Regions from separate parts of the Mus musculus genome. Here region 1 is linked to region 2. A link is a loop called in an ENCODE intact Hi-C map of the cell type or tissue named here. Cell type or tissue: left cerebral cortex. All regions are shown on one strand.

Region 1 (8,000 bases), 47 kb before region 2:
GACTGGCAAGATGTCTCAGCAGGTGGAAGCACTTTCCATCAAACCTGAGAACCTGAGTTTTACCCCTGGGCCCCACGTGGTAGAAGAGAACTGACTCCTGCAGTTTGTCCTCTGACTTCCAGTAGAATACCCACACGCATACAGAAAATAAATAAAAGTATGAAGAAAAAAACAAAAATAAAACCAGAAACTAAGACGCTTTGTTTTTGTGCAGTTATTGGTGCTGTGTTTGAGCTACTGTAGCCACAGCGTCATCATAGTAGCTACTTTTAAGACACTGACGCCAGCGCGTTGACCTGGTCCACCAAGAGCCTGCGTGGTGCAATCCTGTCTGCCTCTGTAGGTCATGTTGAAGAGATCCTTGACCTTTGACATGTTTATATAAAATGGCCTGTTTTGCAAATGAATCTTTGTTAAGCCAGAGCTGGAGAAAATCTTCATCAAGGCCTATGTCCCACACTGGATTTCCTTTAATATGGAACCTAGTTTATTCAGGAGCCAAATAACTTTAAAACTGTAAAGACTGCTCTTCTTTCAAAAAATGCATTATTACAATTCATTTGTTGGGTGGTGGCGGGGACACCGTGCACCACTTCATCTATGTGGAGGTCAGAGGACAGCTTGCAGAGGTCACTTCTTCCACCATGTGGGTTCCAGGGATTTTGAACTCAGGGTATCAGGCTTAGCAGCAGATACCGTTTACCATAAGCCATCTTGCTGGTCTTGACATTTCTTCTTTTTAAAGTGAAGAGGATGTTATTAATTAGCCACTAAATTTGAGAAATTAAGCCACTTTTATAAAGGATGAGGTCCTGAAGTTACATAAGCATTTTTCCATGTAATTTTCTAGTGTAAACTCTCTTTGTTGATATTAAAAATATTGTACATTGTTTATCTGGGGACATTTTGGGCACATATGTGCCTCAATACACAAGTGGAGGTCAGAGGTCAGCTCTCAGGAGTCAGCTCTCTCCTTCCACCACATAGATTCTGGTAATTGAATTCTAGTTGTCAGACCTGGTGACCAGTGTATTCACCTGCTCAGTCACCTTGCTAGCCTTGAAATATCTTATTCTTAAATTGGAACAGTAAAACCAAGCTGTTTCATTTTATTAAATCACGTAACTTGTGTGTTTGTGTGTGTACATGTGTACACATAGACTAACACCATGACTTTTTCCCTAGCCACCAACAGCCAAAATGCATGCCATCATTGAGCGCACAGCCAACTTCGTATGCAAGCAGGGAGCACAGTTCGAGATCATGCTGAAGGCCAAGCAAGCTCGAAACTCACAGTTCGACTTCCTACGGTTTGATCACTACCTCAACCCCTACTATAAATTCATCCAGAAAGCCATGAAAGAAGGACGGTACACGGTGCTAGCTGAGAGCAAGAACGAGGAGAAGAAAAGTACGTGGGCCTGTGTCAGGTGGAGGGGGTGGGGGTGGAAGTGAGAAGGTCCCCATTCTCACGGGAGCGACACTGAAATCCAGACCTGAATTCTTGTGCCGCCGATTAGCTCTGCTGGCACATCGGTCTCCAGCCTCAATCCATACTTTCCAGATGGTTGAAATGTGGTTAAATATCGGTGAGAGCCAAGTGGTCATCCAGGCTGCAAATGTTTCCTCTCATTTGGCTGCTTAACGGTTTGCAGAGGAGACTGTTTGACTCTCGGGTTATTCTGTAAGTGCCTGCACCACAGTGCATAGGACATGTTTGCTTTCATGAGTCAAGGTTTTTGCCCATTTTGAATATAAAAAATCCCATCATAGCTTTCTAGTCAATGCCAAAGGGAGGCTGGGAAGTGGAAGAGGAGGCACTCCCTTCTCTCTAGAACCATGGGGAACATTACCCCAAGGGAAAAAACTTATGTAGGACTCTGCCCTTGTGGGCCTTCAAGTTTTTCCACAACTCATTTGTATTCATTTCCCTCCCTCCTTCCCCCTCCCCTACTCCTCCCCTCCCCCTATGTAGACCTAACTGCCTCAAAACTCAGACCCAGCTCTCTGTGGCTCCCAAGTGCTGGGAATAAAGGCCTGTGTTGCTACACCCAGCCCGTGTTGCTCTTCTTTCATGCTTACTTATTTGTATTGTATGTGGGCCTGTTCTTACCATGACGTACATGTGGGGTCAGAGGGTAATCTGCAGGAGTTATTTGTCTGCTTTTACCAGATTAATTCTGGGGATCAAACTCACTGGCTCCCAAAGTTAGTCAGTCAGTCTGTCTTTTTAATGTAAGATTTATCTGTTTACTTAAGATGGCAAGATCTGTTTTCTGATATGGCAGACATCTTTAATCTCAGCACTTAGGAGGCAGAGGCAAGGGGATCTCTGAGTTCGAGTCACACTTGGTCTACAGAGCGAGTTCCAGGATAGCCAGGGCTACCCACAAACCTTGGGTTTTTTCGGGGAGGAGGGGGACCCAAATATTTACATGTATGTGTTCGTGTCTTTTTGAGTCTCTGCCACATATGTTTGGGTACCAATGGAAGCCAAGGTTTTGAGTCCCCTGGAGCTAGAGTTATATTCTTAACTGCTGAGCCATCTCTCTAGCCCTGTGTTTATTTTTGTCTTTGGAACTGTAGCTAATGAACCCCAGGCTAGCCTTGAACTCTGATCCTTTTGCTTCTACCTCCCAGTGCTAGGATTAGTTACAAGTATCTACCACCAAGCAGAATCTCTTTAAATATGATCTTGAGGAGCATATTTATAGAATATAGTGATGATTTGATACATGTTAACAATTAAACCAAAATGATAAATTTTGGGAGGTAGAGTCTTAGGCTGGCCCAGAGACTTGTGACTGTCTACCTGCCTCTGCCTCTTGAATGCTGGAATTACAAATGTGTGCCATCAAACCTGATAGTCAACATCTTGAATTCAATTCCAGAGTCTGGGCCAACCTCTGACAACGAAGAGGAAGATGATGAGGAAGATGGGAGTTACCTGCACCCGTCTCTCTTTGCTTCCAAGAAGAGCAGCCGCCTGGAAGAGCTGATGAAGGTCTTTATCTCCTCCCTCACTAGGCTGTGTTTACACTGTCAGGAAATTGCTATTCCTTTACGTTTGGAAACACAAAGCCTGCCATATCCTATGGTACAGCTGTATCTTTTTTTATCACCGAGGTGTCTGCATTTCTCTGTTCCATGTGGTGATGAAGCGTTTGTTTTCCTCCATGCCTGCATTACAGGTCTCACAAGCAAGCGATGGCTGTTTTATTATATAAATAGTGTCGGTGAAGATTTGGAAGCTGTTATGTTCTGTTGATTGGAATTTAGTAGGATTGGATTTTCTAGTTTTTTAAATGTCTGCTTCCTGGAGCCTTGGCTCCCTTCATAGACAGTTCCTAAATACGTGCTTTGCTCTGGCCCTCCTCTCATCTTTATGAGACTCATTTGTGATGTAGAAGGCAGAATCTATGAGCGTCTCCACAGACACAGAGTGTAGTTGATGTCTGGGAGGACTGGCTCTTGATTGAGGAGGGTGAGAGCTGTTGATGAGAAGCTCCACTAAGAGAGTTTGAAGTTTGTGAGTTTGTCATGCGCACTTTGGTGAGTTGCTGTCGGGTCTTGATGCTTCCTTTGCTCTTTGCCTAGAAGTTGTTACGGAGATGAAACCCACTTGGTTCCTCTGGTGCTCACAGCCAGCTGGAGCACTTGGCCTCAACTGGATAGAACCTTTCTGTGTGTCCCCAGCCTAAATAACATTGGCTCTTACCAAGAAAGTTGTGTTTGGGTGTGTGCTCTCACAGATGGAGCCGTGTTCAGAGGAGGGATTGAGGGTGGTGGTTTTCAGAGGTGCAAGGAGGAGAGTTACAGGAGCTATACTGAGCCAGTAGGCCGGCACTGAGCAGGCAGCATCAAGGCAAGTGTGCTTATGGGAGTGTCCTTGTGCTCAGGCGTGCTTCTGACACTGGACTCATACATGTAGTTCTGCCTCCATGGCCTCTCTAGAGGCTCCTGTTTTTTTCTTCTGGGTCTGATGTAAGTGACTCTGCCTCTACAGTGGCAGCTTTCACTGTATCTGAATGTGTACTGAGGTTTTCTTAAGACATGCTGACAGTACCATAAGGTTGAGTCTCTTCTCAACAGCAAAGTTGTATATGGTACAGAATGTCGAAAGTGCTAAGGCCAAATGTCTTCTCTGTTCTTAGCCCTTGAAGGTGGTGGACCCGGATCACCCTCTAGCAGCCCTTGTCCGGAAAGCACAAGCTGACAGCTCAGCTCCAGCCCCACCCACTGCAGATGGCACACCTGCTCAGCCCTCCCAGGTGGAGTACACGGCAGACTGTGAGTACCCAGCGTGCCCTGTTGTATATCCAGCATGCAGCCACCGCCCTGCTTCTCATGCTCTCCTGAGAGCATTGGTGTGGAGCTATCACTCCCCAGACCTCTGTGTTCCAGGAGGGAGGGATTTGGAGGGCATGGTTGCCTGGCCTGTGGCTCTGCATTCCTGACAGGAAGAGTCAGGCAAGGGCAGAAGAGTAAGCAGCAGAGGCTGGGAAGTAGCACCTAGGTTTCAAAACCTTGCTGTGCTGAACAAAGCTCAGACTTAAGACTGACAAAAGCAGAGACTGGGGAGATAGCGCAGTGTGCTCTGCTCTAGAGTTGTTTGGTGCTCTGAGAATGCCCTGGGGCCAGCACAGGATTAGACAGACACAGTTTTGGTGAGAACAGCAAGAAGGGATGAGAAAATGTGGGGTCACTTGTCACAATTGCTGGGCATGGACGGTCAACCCTCTGTTTCTACAGGGCAGTGATATCACTTGCCCCCAACAGATAGGAAAACCCAAGGTTTCTCTCACCCACTCAAGAGTCCTGCGCGGAGAACTTGTAATACACTATGGATGCTATCTTAATAATTGTTAATGCTGTATTGTTCCAAGGTATTGTGATAAGGAAAAATTAACACCTGTTGATTACAAATGCACTGTTTCCTTTTTGTATTTTGTATCCGAACTGCTTGAATAGTGGGCGTGGGGCCTAAGACTAGAGAGAGTTGGTTGTAATGTGTAGGGGATTTTGTTTCTTTGGAATCTTGTGGTTGTTGCTCTCTTGTCTTCCTAAACATTGAAGGGGAGCACAATGGAGAGTGATCAGAATATCTGTCCTAAGGTTCGGTGTCAGGCCTCATTGCTATTCTGAGGCTAAGCATCGTGTGAGTGTTGTGTGAAAGAGCCACCTTCAGCAAAGAAGGCTCAGCCTGTGCTGTGGTGCCCTGCTGCAGACTGCATTCCTCATGTGAAGTGAGATGCCTGCGGAGTGGGGTCTGGTACTGAAGATGGAGCTTCCATATTTGAGGGTGAACAATCTATATATATATATATATGCTAGTTCCTCTGCACATCTGTCTCTACACTGGTCAATACAGATGTGGCATTTTGATGTAATAAAGTGACAAGACTATAAAAATCAGTTACTTGCCAGACGTGGTGGCACAGGCCTTTATAATCTTAGCATTTGGGAGGCAGAGGCAGGTAGATCTCAGATTTCAGGTGAGCCTGGACTAACAGACTGAGACCTTATTATTATTTTTTTTTTAAATCAACTTATGAACCTTGTGAGCATATCCTAGAAAACCTGGGCTGGAACTTAGACCATTTCTTAAATGATGGAATTGATGATGTTGAGGGGCTGGCTGCATGTTCCATGTCCTGCCACCTAGCCCACAGCAGCAGTCACCTAGCCGCATTCTGGAGGTTACTGCTGGTGCATGTGCAAGCTTGGGGAGGGGTCCAGGTGCAGAGCCTGCCTGTCCCGTGCCCTGTGCAACCCCAGGGAAAGCTCATGAAGGACCTAATCAGTGGCAGCAGGAGGCCCTGCCAAGCAGGCTGCTTGTACTCCAGAGAGGGAGTGCTGTGCTCGTACCTACTCCCACCGTATGTTGCCTGCTTTTCTGCCTGTTGCCTGCTTTTCTGGTTTTGTTTTTGTTTTTCTAAGTGTGTATTCATAGAGTTAGGGAGGGAGGGAGGTGTATGTATATGTGTTTGTTCTTGTGCGTGCGTGTGTGTGTGTGTGTGTGTGTGTGTGTGTGTGTGTGTATGTGTGTGTTTGAAGCTGTCTGTGTACATGTGTGAATGTTGGGTTCCTTCCTGGATTGAATTACTCTCCACCTTACTTTTTTTGAGACAAGATTGCTCACTGATTTAACTAGACCGGTTGGCCAGTAAGCCCTGGGGGTCCTGTATTTACCTCCCAGGCACAAGTCACAGTACCCAGCTTTTACATGGGTACTAGGAATCCAAAGTCAGATCTTCATGCTTGCACAGCAATCACTTCACGGACTGAGCCACTTCTCTTGCCCATTCCTGCATTCCTGTTCCAAGACTCAAATGCATTGTCGATTCATGTTCCTGTATCCTTTTATAGCCATAGAAGAAAGTAGTAGAGATTGGGGATAGTGAAGCTAATTCCATCATTAAAGAGTGAACAGTTACACACAGAGGTTAGCTGTGGCACTGTGCCAAGACCCTGTGGCCCAAGGAGGATGGTAGAGCAAGCTGACTCATCACAGCAATGTGGTGACTCAGCATGCGCAGTCCAGTGGGAACAGTGGCCTGAGACAAACTTTATCAGTGTGGGATATCAGAGGACCATGCAGATTCGAGACAGGGCCCTAGGACCCCACAGTCCTTCCTCTGGCTCTGAGGGAATCCCGGACTTGGTGTATTCTACTTGAGGGCTAGTCCTGTTCACACTGCCCTTGACCAAAATGGACATCAGGCCTTGATGAATTGTCCTGGACATAAGAAAGAGTGGGCTGTTTAGATATCTGGAGTTGGTGAAAGCAAACAGATGAACATAGGGTTGGTGAGTTTCAGATATGCTCCTATTATCAGCTACAAGGACCACAGCCCTCAGAGCCACACAGCCCTCTGCCTAGGATCAAGAAAATCACTTAATACAACAGATGGACTCTGGTATTGTAGCAGAGCCAGGTCAGTGGCTAGAGCTTAGAATCTGGGTCTCAATGAAACTGCCCAAAATCCATCAGAAAAGTCCCAGCATCCTTGGCTGTGAGATTGCTGCAGTTAGGAACAGCCTTGGTCTCTCTGGGGTTCCAGTTCTGCCAGGCACCTGTCTGGAACTCTTGCCTCCCTCTGTACTTAGTCTGTGGGTATCTGTTTCAGCTTGTTTCTCCTGTCTTATGGCTAGTTAGGCCGCTAGAGTTGCCTGAGTCCAAATCTCTGGCATAGGCTTTGTCACTCCTGCTGTGAAGTGGCCAGAATATGAAATTTTTGGTTCCTTTGGCCCATTGCTGGTCATTTGCAGCAGCTCTGGCTCTGCTTAATTGGGTAGAACTTGTTTTTTAGCCAACTGTTAAGACAGCACGTAAATCCAGCCAAGTAGAGGAAAACCAATCACGGCTGTTGATTTTAGTTCCTTTGTGGTAAATTTATCCACATACAGTGATTAGATTGCTTAAGTGTTGACAGAGAATGCTGTTGAGTACTGTACAGAGTGCCGCCAGCCTTTCTCCCACTGTTGTTTTTATTTTCAACATCTTTTTCTTTCCTTAGCATTCCTGTGAGTGTATGATGGAGTGATGTGTGTGGAGTCGGTTCTCTTCCACCTTTACTAGGGTCTGGGGATAGAACTCTAGTTATCAAGCTTGCACCGCAAGCACTTCATCCAGCAGCCCTCACAGTCTATGGCTGTCAAGTGTGCTTTACTATACACTTTCACAGCTGGGTAATCGATTGTAATGTTCCGAACCTTGCCTACAGACAGCGGCCTGTGGCTTATCCCAGTTTGTATCAAGGTTAAATCTAGCAGACTCTTTGGAGTTCCTTCTTTCCCACAGTGTTCCAGAGAGGGGTGGAATGACACTTGGAGAGAGACTCATGCATATGTGTGAATGATCACCATCATTCGATAACCTTGCTTCTGCCTTGGCAAGTGTCCACCAAGCCTTACTACTTAGCAGACAGGACAGGAGCAGGGAGTGCCTGTGACTGTGGAGCCTTGGGTAGCAATGTCAGGACTCTGCACAGAGTGAG
Region 2 (8,000 bases):
GGCTTCCTTCCCAGAAGAGTTGCACTCTACTGGGAACAGCCACTGTGTTCTGAAAAATTCTTAATACTAATGGCCACTGCAAAACCGTATTGTACTTCAACGTTTTGAATCTGCAGGCATTTAAAACTAACTTATTTTTCCTAATTGTTGAGTTTATTGTAGAATTCTATGCTAAGCATCCATAGGTGCTAAAGCTTTGAGTGAGCGGAGCTTTCTCATGGCTCTGGTAGCACCCAGCCCGGCACATTTCATTCTGAATGTGAAGTATGTGCCTCCGACCGCAGGCCCTCAGCCTCCCCAGGGATCTTGAGTGTGGAGCCTTGTCCCAGCAGCTCGGCAGTGGCGGCAGCACAGCAGGAGAGTTCTCAGGCAGCCTCGGCCTCGAGCAGCTTTGACTCCTGGAGCTCTTTTGAGGGGAAACCTGGTAAACCGTCAAGGTGTCTGACTGCCCCCACCTCTGTAGTCTGTGTAGCCTAGGGAAGGTCTGGGGAGGCACGCCACCTAGACCAGCCCAGCTGGAGAGGCCAGCATGGGCTCATGGGGACCAGGATGTGGCCAAAACTTGATTCCTGAACAACTGTGTGTTGTTTTTATTGGGAGGGAGGAATTCATTCTGCTTAGAATGATTCAATGAAGAACTTTTTCAAATTTTGAAATCAAACTGCTCTCTTAATACTGTTTTTGAGTAGGTTGTCATGGAAACTGAACAAAGAGAGTTCGGGTTTGGGAGGGCTTTTTTCCCCCTAAATTTCTGCTTACTGCACATTTTCCTGAAATAGCAGATGGTCGGAGAACATAAAAGTCTCAAGCCATTGTTGAGGAGCCCTTTATTAAGGACCTCCAGGCTCACAAAGGGTGAGAGGGACTTGAGGGTCTGTCTTGCTATTTGTGGAGTATATCCTGGCATGAATCAAAATTTTAAAAGTATAAGTATTCTTAGATTTTTTTTATCCATGAAACCTCCCATAGACTTAAAGTAGTCAGACTGTCACGAGGGTATCATGTTTTGAGCAGGTGCAGGGTTTGGGCTTCATGCCAGTGGGTCTGCAGTATGGTCCTGATGCCTCCTGCCCCTCATCTCAGGTCCTTGGCCTGAGATGAGTAACAGGAGGAATGGCATGGTGCAGCCTGCAGTTCTTAGCTTCTCAACCTTTAGTTTCTCCCTACTGCCAGTATCTGGGCGCCTTTCCCTGCCTGAGCATAGGAATGGATTTGGGGAGTTGAAAGTCCCAGGCTGGGAGAGAGCACAAGGCAGGAACAGGGAGGCTCAAGCCGCAGCCTCCTGAAGAGCTGAGCCTTACTGTAGTGCAGGCAGGGGTGGGGAGAGGTGCTGTACCTCCAAGCTGGTGTCAGGATGCACAGCCTCTAAAGATGCAGGGCCCATCTGCGCAGCCTGCATCTCAGACTGAGGTCTCTTTCACCTCATGCTAGGGAGGTGCACACCACACAGACCAGGCCTCAGACAGAGCTAAACTCTACCTTGTTGTCTGTCTAGGTCACGGTCTCGGTCCCCAAGAAGGAGAGCTCACTCTCCTGAGAGACGGCGGGAAGAAAGGAGTGTCCCTACAGCCTACCGGATGAGCGGCAGCCCTGGGGTCAGCAGGAAAAGGACCCGTTCCAGGTAGGCTACCATGTCTCACAGGGAAAAACATGTCTGAAATCTTGGTGTCTGTCACCTGTGTGAAAGAGTCACAGATAATGAAAGGGTGCAGTCCCTTTCTTCAGTAGGGCTGTCTCTTGGGATCATGTGGGTTCCAGGGCACAGTGTGTCCATGCCTGTGGAACCCTCACATGGCTTTTCTCTGGACCCTGCTCTTCCTTAACACTAACCCAGGGCCCTTGCTGTCTCTGCTGGATCTACCCCAGTCCCTCCCAGCTGTCTTCAGGGAACAGGGGTCAACTAGGAAAATATAAACATCTTTTCTCAGTGTCCTGCTTTGTCTCCAGTAATGACCACTGGAGCCTAGGTGCTGTGTGATGGAGCAGGGCAAAGAATAGATCCAGGCTGTGACTCTGGATCACTTCTGTATCCATTGTAAGGAGAACAGGGAGGTCAGCCAAAATGGTTATAGAGCCACTAAATTTGAACCTAGCTCCTGGTAGCCAGGGACACCCTTTTACCCTATGAGCCATAGTTCACTTAGAGCTCTAGAACTTTCTCTGGCTCTTGTCTAACTTTGGGAAACCTATGTACACTCTGTGGTACCTGCTTCTGTTGGCTGTGTTGATCCCCTTGCATCTCTATAGCGCATTGCCTGAGTAAATCAGCTTATAGAGAGTGAGGGGTTATTTTGATCAGCTTTGGGGGCCTCTGTATGTTAGTCCTGTTGCTTTGGGCCTGTGCTGAGGCAGTAAATTGTTGTCGGAGCACGTTAGGGCCAAAAGCCTAAAGGTTGATCCCTCTGCAGGGGGCATGTCCCTAGTGACCTACCACCTTCCACTAGGTCCCTCTTGAAGGTACTAGTCCCTCCCTGGAGCAGCCCTCTAGAGACCAAGTGGTTTATGTATAGGCTTTTGGAAGATGTTGGAAATCTAGACTCTGGCTGCAGTGGGGGCCGCCACTCCATGGGAGCAATGTTTCCAGTATGAGTGCTGCCCTGGAGCGTCTTCCTCTGTTTCCAACAATAGTGAGTGTCACCTAAGGGCTCGCTCTAGTTCCCAGTTGGACAGGAGTTGTCATGGGAAAAAACAGCCAGAAAGGGCTAGAATCTGTGGGAGGCAAACCCAGGATTACAGATAAACCGTGGACTTGGGGCCCCAGCTATTGCCCATTGCCCACAATGCTGCCTAGAGGACATGGGTAGAGTAGGGGCAGCCTAAGGTGAAGGAGCACAAACCAGCCTGCTAGCTGGTCACAGGCAGCCTGTTGACTGGGGAAGGAGATCATTCTCTGTTACCTGAGAAGCCAGCAGAAGAACATGAGGCTGATGAGTTTTAGCAAAGGGTTGCAATACAAGTTCACATTTATAAATTACATTCCAGCCTCCATAATCCTACCAGCTACTGCAACACACAGGATTCATTCCTGAAGCAAGTGGTTTAACATTTGAAGTTCATCATCACCTTTGGTATATGTAAAGGGCATGGTCTAAAATTAATTTTTACAGCAAACGATCTTTCTCAACAGAAGAATTCTTGCTTTGCCCTCAAATTAACCTTTACGTTTAAAGGGAGATGATGGGAGAAGGTGGAAGAGAGCCGGTGTCCACAGTGCTGGGAGCCATCCCCATCTTAGGCATAGGACTTATGAGGCCTCTGAGCCTTGTGCTCGAGCACTGTCGTCCTGAAAGGATAGGAAAAGGCAGACAGCTGAGCACTGGAGCTGCTCCACGTGCCGTGCCATCCTGTCCCGTCCTGTTCAGTCCTGTGTCAGGCACTCTCCCTCCCTCCACACTGCCATCTCAGCGGGTAGCTCTGGCCTGTGCTAATTCAGTTACTCTGATACTTGGCATCACCCAGATGGAGGATGTGCTGCTGTGCTCTTTCTGCACTATTGGACAGACTGATTATAGCTAACTAAGGGGCTTGGGGATTTTTTTTTTTCTTTTGGGTTTTGTTTTTCAAAACAGGTGGGTTTTTTGTTTTTGTTTTTGTTTTTTTCCTGTGTAGCCCTGGCTGTACTAAAACTCCCTCTGTAGACCAGGCTGGCCTCAAACTCAGAGATTTGCCTGCCTCTGCCTCCCTAGTACTGGGATCAAAGATACATGCCACCACTGCTCTGCCCACTAACTACGAGTCTTACTGTGGTACTGAGAGCACCTCACACATTCCCTCAGCTGCTCACTTGCCTGCCTGTCCTCTTCTGCTTCCCTCTGGCTCCACCCACTCCACCTCTGCTGCAAAAGAATGCAGGCCAGCAGTGCTGTGGGATCGTGGTCCTCAGCATGGAAGGAGCGCCTTAGTGATGGTGCACCTGGTCCCTCAGCTAAAGCTGCCTCTGCCCTGACCTCTGACCCAGCAGCTGACCTTCCAGTGGGCACTGAGCAAGCTCGTGAGCTCTCTTCCCAGCAGCCTTCTGCCACGGTAGTCAGTGACGGCCAGAATGGCTACCTTCTCTCCTCTGTTGTCAGCTGGCCCCTCCCTTGTCCAGCACTGCTCTGGACAGGTAGACTGTACGATTTCCTGTTCCCTTATTCTGTCTGATTGTGACAGACTCCAGGAGGCTCCAGGCCAGATGTCACATTGTTCTTCCACTGGCCGTGGTGCTCCTCAGACACCAGTGTCCAGATCCTTCCTGCCTTTCTTGCCCCAGCTCTTCCTTTTCATTTTATTTTTATCTAATTATTTATGTGCATCACATATGTGCTCGGTGCCTGCTGAGGCCAGAAGAGAAATGGAGTTACACATGGTTGTGAGCTGCTATATGGCTTTGAGAAATTGAACTCGGGGCCTCTGGAAGAGCAGTGGGTGCTCTTGCCCACTGAGTCATCTCTCCAGCCCACCCCACTTCTTGTTAGTGAGGGTTTGGAAATCAGGCTCTGAGCCTGATGCACATTTTTAAAGTGCAGTCTAGTAAGATAGAGCATAGCAGTGCCCACCTGTGACCTCGCCATTGAACAGACAGAAGATAGAGAAAGAAGCATCAAGAGATCCAGGTTATCCATAGCTGAACAAGTTCATGAGACACTGTCAAAGCAAGAACGCAGTGGCAGCATCCGCAGACAGCATGAGCGTGGACAGTGAGTCATGTTTCACTAGAGCCCACGGATTTCCACTGTTGTCACCAGGATGCCCTGGTGTGGTACTGAAGGAGGGAAGGAACGTAGGAATGGCTTCTTGCCACTGCACTCCTGCTACAAAGCACCGCATCTGGCATAGCATCTGAAGTTAACGGCTGAAAGGCTCTCGGTGTGCTCCAAGTGTTACTCATTCAAGGTGACCTTGGAAAATGAGAGGATGTGCCTTACAGTTCCTCCAACAACCAGGAAAACATAGCTGGAAAGCAAACAGGGTGGGGATGGCACCTGCTGCCAAGCCTACCAGCCTGGGTGTGATCCCTGAAACCCACGTGTTAGAAGAGAGAACGACCCCCACAATCTGACCCCCACGTGTGGGCCTTGGCGTGCACGCACACACACACAAACAAGTATGTACGTGCACACACAAAATAAGTAAATATAAATGTCTTAGAGGGTGAGAGGAAGCCAAGGGTAGTACACACAGAGACAGAGGCCAGCCTGGTACACATAGTTCAGGACAGTCAGCCTACAGTAGTGAGACCCTGTCTCAAAACCCCCCCCCCCCCAAAAAAAAGTTTTTAAGTAAATGAATAAAAGCTAAGAGGATATAAAACATTAAAAATACTTCATTCAAAAGAAAATAGCAGATCAGGAAAGGAAAGGAAAACAAAGGAGGAAGAGGGTAGGTGATAAGCAGGTCAGGCAGGTCCTAGGCTTGTTTATAAAGAGGTGGCTTTGGAGCCTTGGGGGTGTGAGCAGTGCTAGGGATGAAGCCAAGGCCTCTCGTAGCTAAACAAAGCTCTCTACCGTGGACCTGTAACCCCACTTTATGAGAGACAGTTTAGGGCTTGGGCTAGCTCAGTTGGTAGGGGACTCAAGACCTTGGCTCAGTCTTGGGCATAAACAGAGCCTACCTTTAGGAAGGTGTTAAGTGGGGGCAGCAGGAGCAGAGGGGTCATCTCTGCTACATGGCCAGTTTGAAGCTAGCCTGGGCTAAGTGGAACTTTTGACTAAAAAAAAAGACACTTTAAAAATAAATATACTGGGGCTGGAGAGATGGCTCAGCGGTTAAGAGTACTGACTGCTCTCCCAAAGGTCCTGAGTTCAAATCTCAGCAACCACATGGTGGCTCACAACCATCTGTAATGAGATCTGACGCCCTCTTTATGGTGTGTCTGAAGACAGCTACAGTGTACTTACATATAATAAATAAATCATTATACACACACACACACACTCTCTAACAGATCTTAAAAGGCAAGGAAGATGTACTTCTCCGTTCTCATGGCAAGTAGGTGACAGCTAACTCTGAGGCAGGTGTTTTGTCATTGAGATGTGATGTTCAAAGTGTGCAAAGTGCAACAATGGCTCTTCAGTGCTTGGGAGAGTGACAATAGGATACAGTGAAAGCAGATAGACACAGAGACTTGCAGCCACGGCCAGTGGCCCAGGGGCACAGCACTGACCAGGACAGTGGTGCAGTGTGTCAGAGACCTGAGACAACAGTATGGAAAGCCATGGGTGGGTTTACAGCACACCCCACGCACACCTGCTGAGAGAAGCAGTCGTTGAGAAAGAGTCAGCCATGCCTGGAAGTGTGGAACGTGGAAGCATGGCCTTTCTTCCGTGCCGGTGCCAGCTAGAAAAGACATCGCTTTCTCTAATGTCTGCATTATACTCCAAGAGGAAGGCAGTGCCGGAGTGTGGCCAGACGTGTAAATGGATAATAAGGAAATTCATTCTTTCTGAGAGATGGACAGAGTCCCAAACTGACAGGAGGCCATCATTTGATTGGTTCCTCATCTGTTTAGGAAAATCCAGTTTAGGAAATGGAATTTACATCTTGGAACCTTGCTCCTAGTTCCAACCTGTTTTTCCCTGTGAATCCAGTATGCAGGAATCAGGTAACCACTCACTCATCCACCTTCTCAGTGGAGAGATGGGCGCTGCCCACTCACCTCCAACCATATTGACTAATCCATAAGCCGGCAAGGATGCTGTGTGGATTCGTGGTCACAGACCAGTACTCTGAGAAACAGCCTCTCCTCAACTCTAGCAAATGGTACTGCTCACAGCTCTTGTCCTGTGCTCTGTGGATCCAACCAACCCTAGGCCTTCTGAGACCATGACAGTCAAAGAACAAAGGTGGAGTTCTTTGACCTCCTAGATCTCCGTGGCAGGAGAAGTCGAGCTTCATGCTGAAGCACTGACCGTGACACCCTCGGAGCCCACACTGCAGTCTGGGCCTGTGGCTAGACCACAGCACTGAAGCACTGACCGTGACACCCTCGGAGCCCACACTGCAGCCTGGGCCTGTGGCTAGACCACAGCACTGAAGCACTGACCGTGACACCCTCGGAGCCCACACTGCAGCCTGGGCCTGTGGCTAGACCACAGCACTGAAGCAGTTCAGGGGGACTGGAGAGTTCTCCAGTGAAACCTGCTCAGCCTACTGGACACTGCAATGAGAAAGAACAAACTACACATGTTAGTTCAGTTTAGATCAGCGTCTAAATGCACAAGCCAGAACCAGAAAACTGTGTGTGCCTGGGACTGCTTAAGATGGAGAGAACCCTGGTGGCTGGGGAGATGGCTCTCTCAGTAAGTACCTGCCACACAAGCAGGACGACCTGAGCTCTATCGACAGGATGTATATAAAAAGCCAGACAGGAGCCGAGCATAGTGGCGCACGCCTTTAATCCCAGCACTTGGGAGGCAGAGGCAGGTGGATTTCTGAGTTCGAGGACAGCCTGGTCTACAAAGTGAGTTCCAGGACAGCCAGGGCTACACAGAGAAACCCTGTCTCGAAAAACCAAAAAAAAAAAAAAAAAAAAGGCAGACAGATGGCATGTGCTAGAAACACCAGGACCAGGGGAACAGATAGGCTGGCCCATAGAACTCAGCAGGCAGAGTTTGAGTTTGAGCCCAGCTAGGACTCCACAGTAAGGCTCTGTCAAAACAAAACAAAATGGATAGCAACTGAAGAATGAAGTTTGTTGTCCTCTACACAAGTGTGTACACCCACCCACAAGAATATAGAAGAGACCCCACCATGGGAGGAAAATATAATATAGTCGGTGCCATTAAAGTCCAATACCTGCCTCCAGGAATAAGTAAGAGACCAAGTGGTTAGTCTCCCTGTGAAAAGACACCCACAGTTGCTTGTGTCAACACCAGAGGCCACTGATGGCACAGAGAACACATTAGCAGGGTACGCTTAGATGTTGCTGAACATGGGCAATCAGGAATAAGGGAAACACAGTGAGGTTCTGCTTTTGCTTAGTGTGAGTGGGTGAGGGTGCTTGCCAGCCCATTTTCATA

What was found. Hi-C counts contacts between places; a loop is a spot of excess contacts. Peaks named below come from ENCODE experiments on the same cell type or tissue, not always from the same donor. Only the 100,000 strongest peaks of a DNase experiment are listed, where the experiment ranks them.
Region 1: a loop joins it to region 2, with 3.0 times the contacts of the local background. A loop is called at or near these places in 6 of 42 quality-filtered maps.

What each region holds. Positions count from the first base shown.
Region 1 is chr5:129,511,862-129,519,861 of GRCm38, forward strand. It overlaps Sfswap (splicing factor SWAP), which reads left to right. Exons shown (of 18, transcript NM_172276.3): 5 at 1,186-1,411; 6 at 2,892-3,004; 7 at 4,155-4,290. Among named protein-coding and RNA genes, the nearest start is that of Sfswap, 15 kb to the left of the region's middle. In left cerebral cortex, no CTCF peak of the experiment used is centred here; a DNase peak (open chromatin) is centred at 3,225; H3K27ac peaks cover 964 bases.
Region 2 is chr5:129,559,185-129,567,184 of GRCm38, forward strand. Sfswap (splicing factor SWAP) reads left to right here. Exons shown (of 18, transcript NM_172276.3): 15 at 1,496-1,621. Among named protein-coding and RNA genes, the nearest start is that of Mmp17, 21 kb to the right of the region's middle. In left cerebral cortex, no CTCF peak of the experiment used is centred here; a DNase peak (open chromatin) is centred at 4,715; H3K27ac peaks cover 800 bases.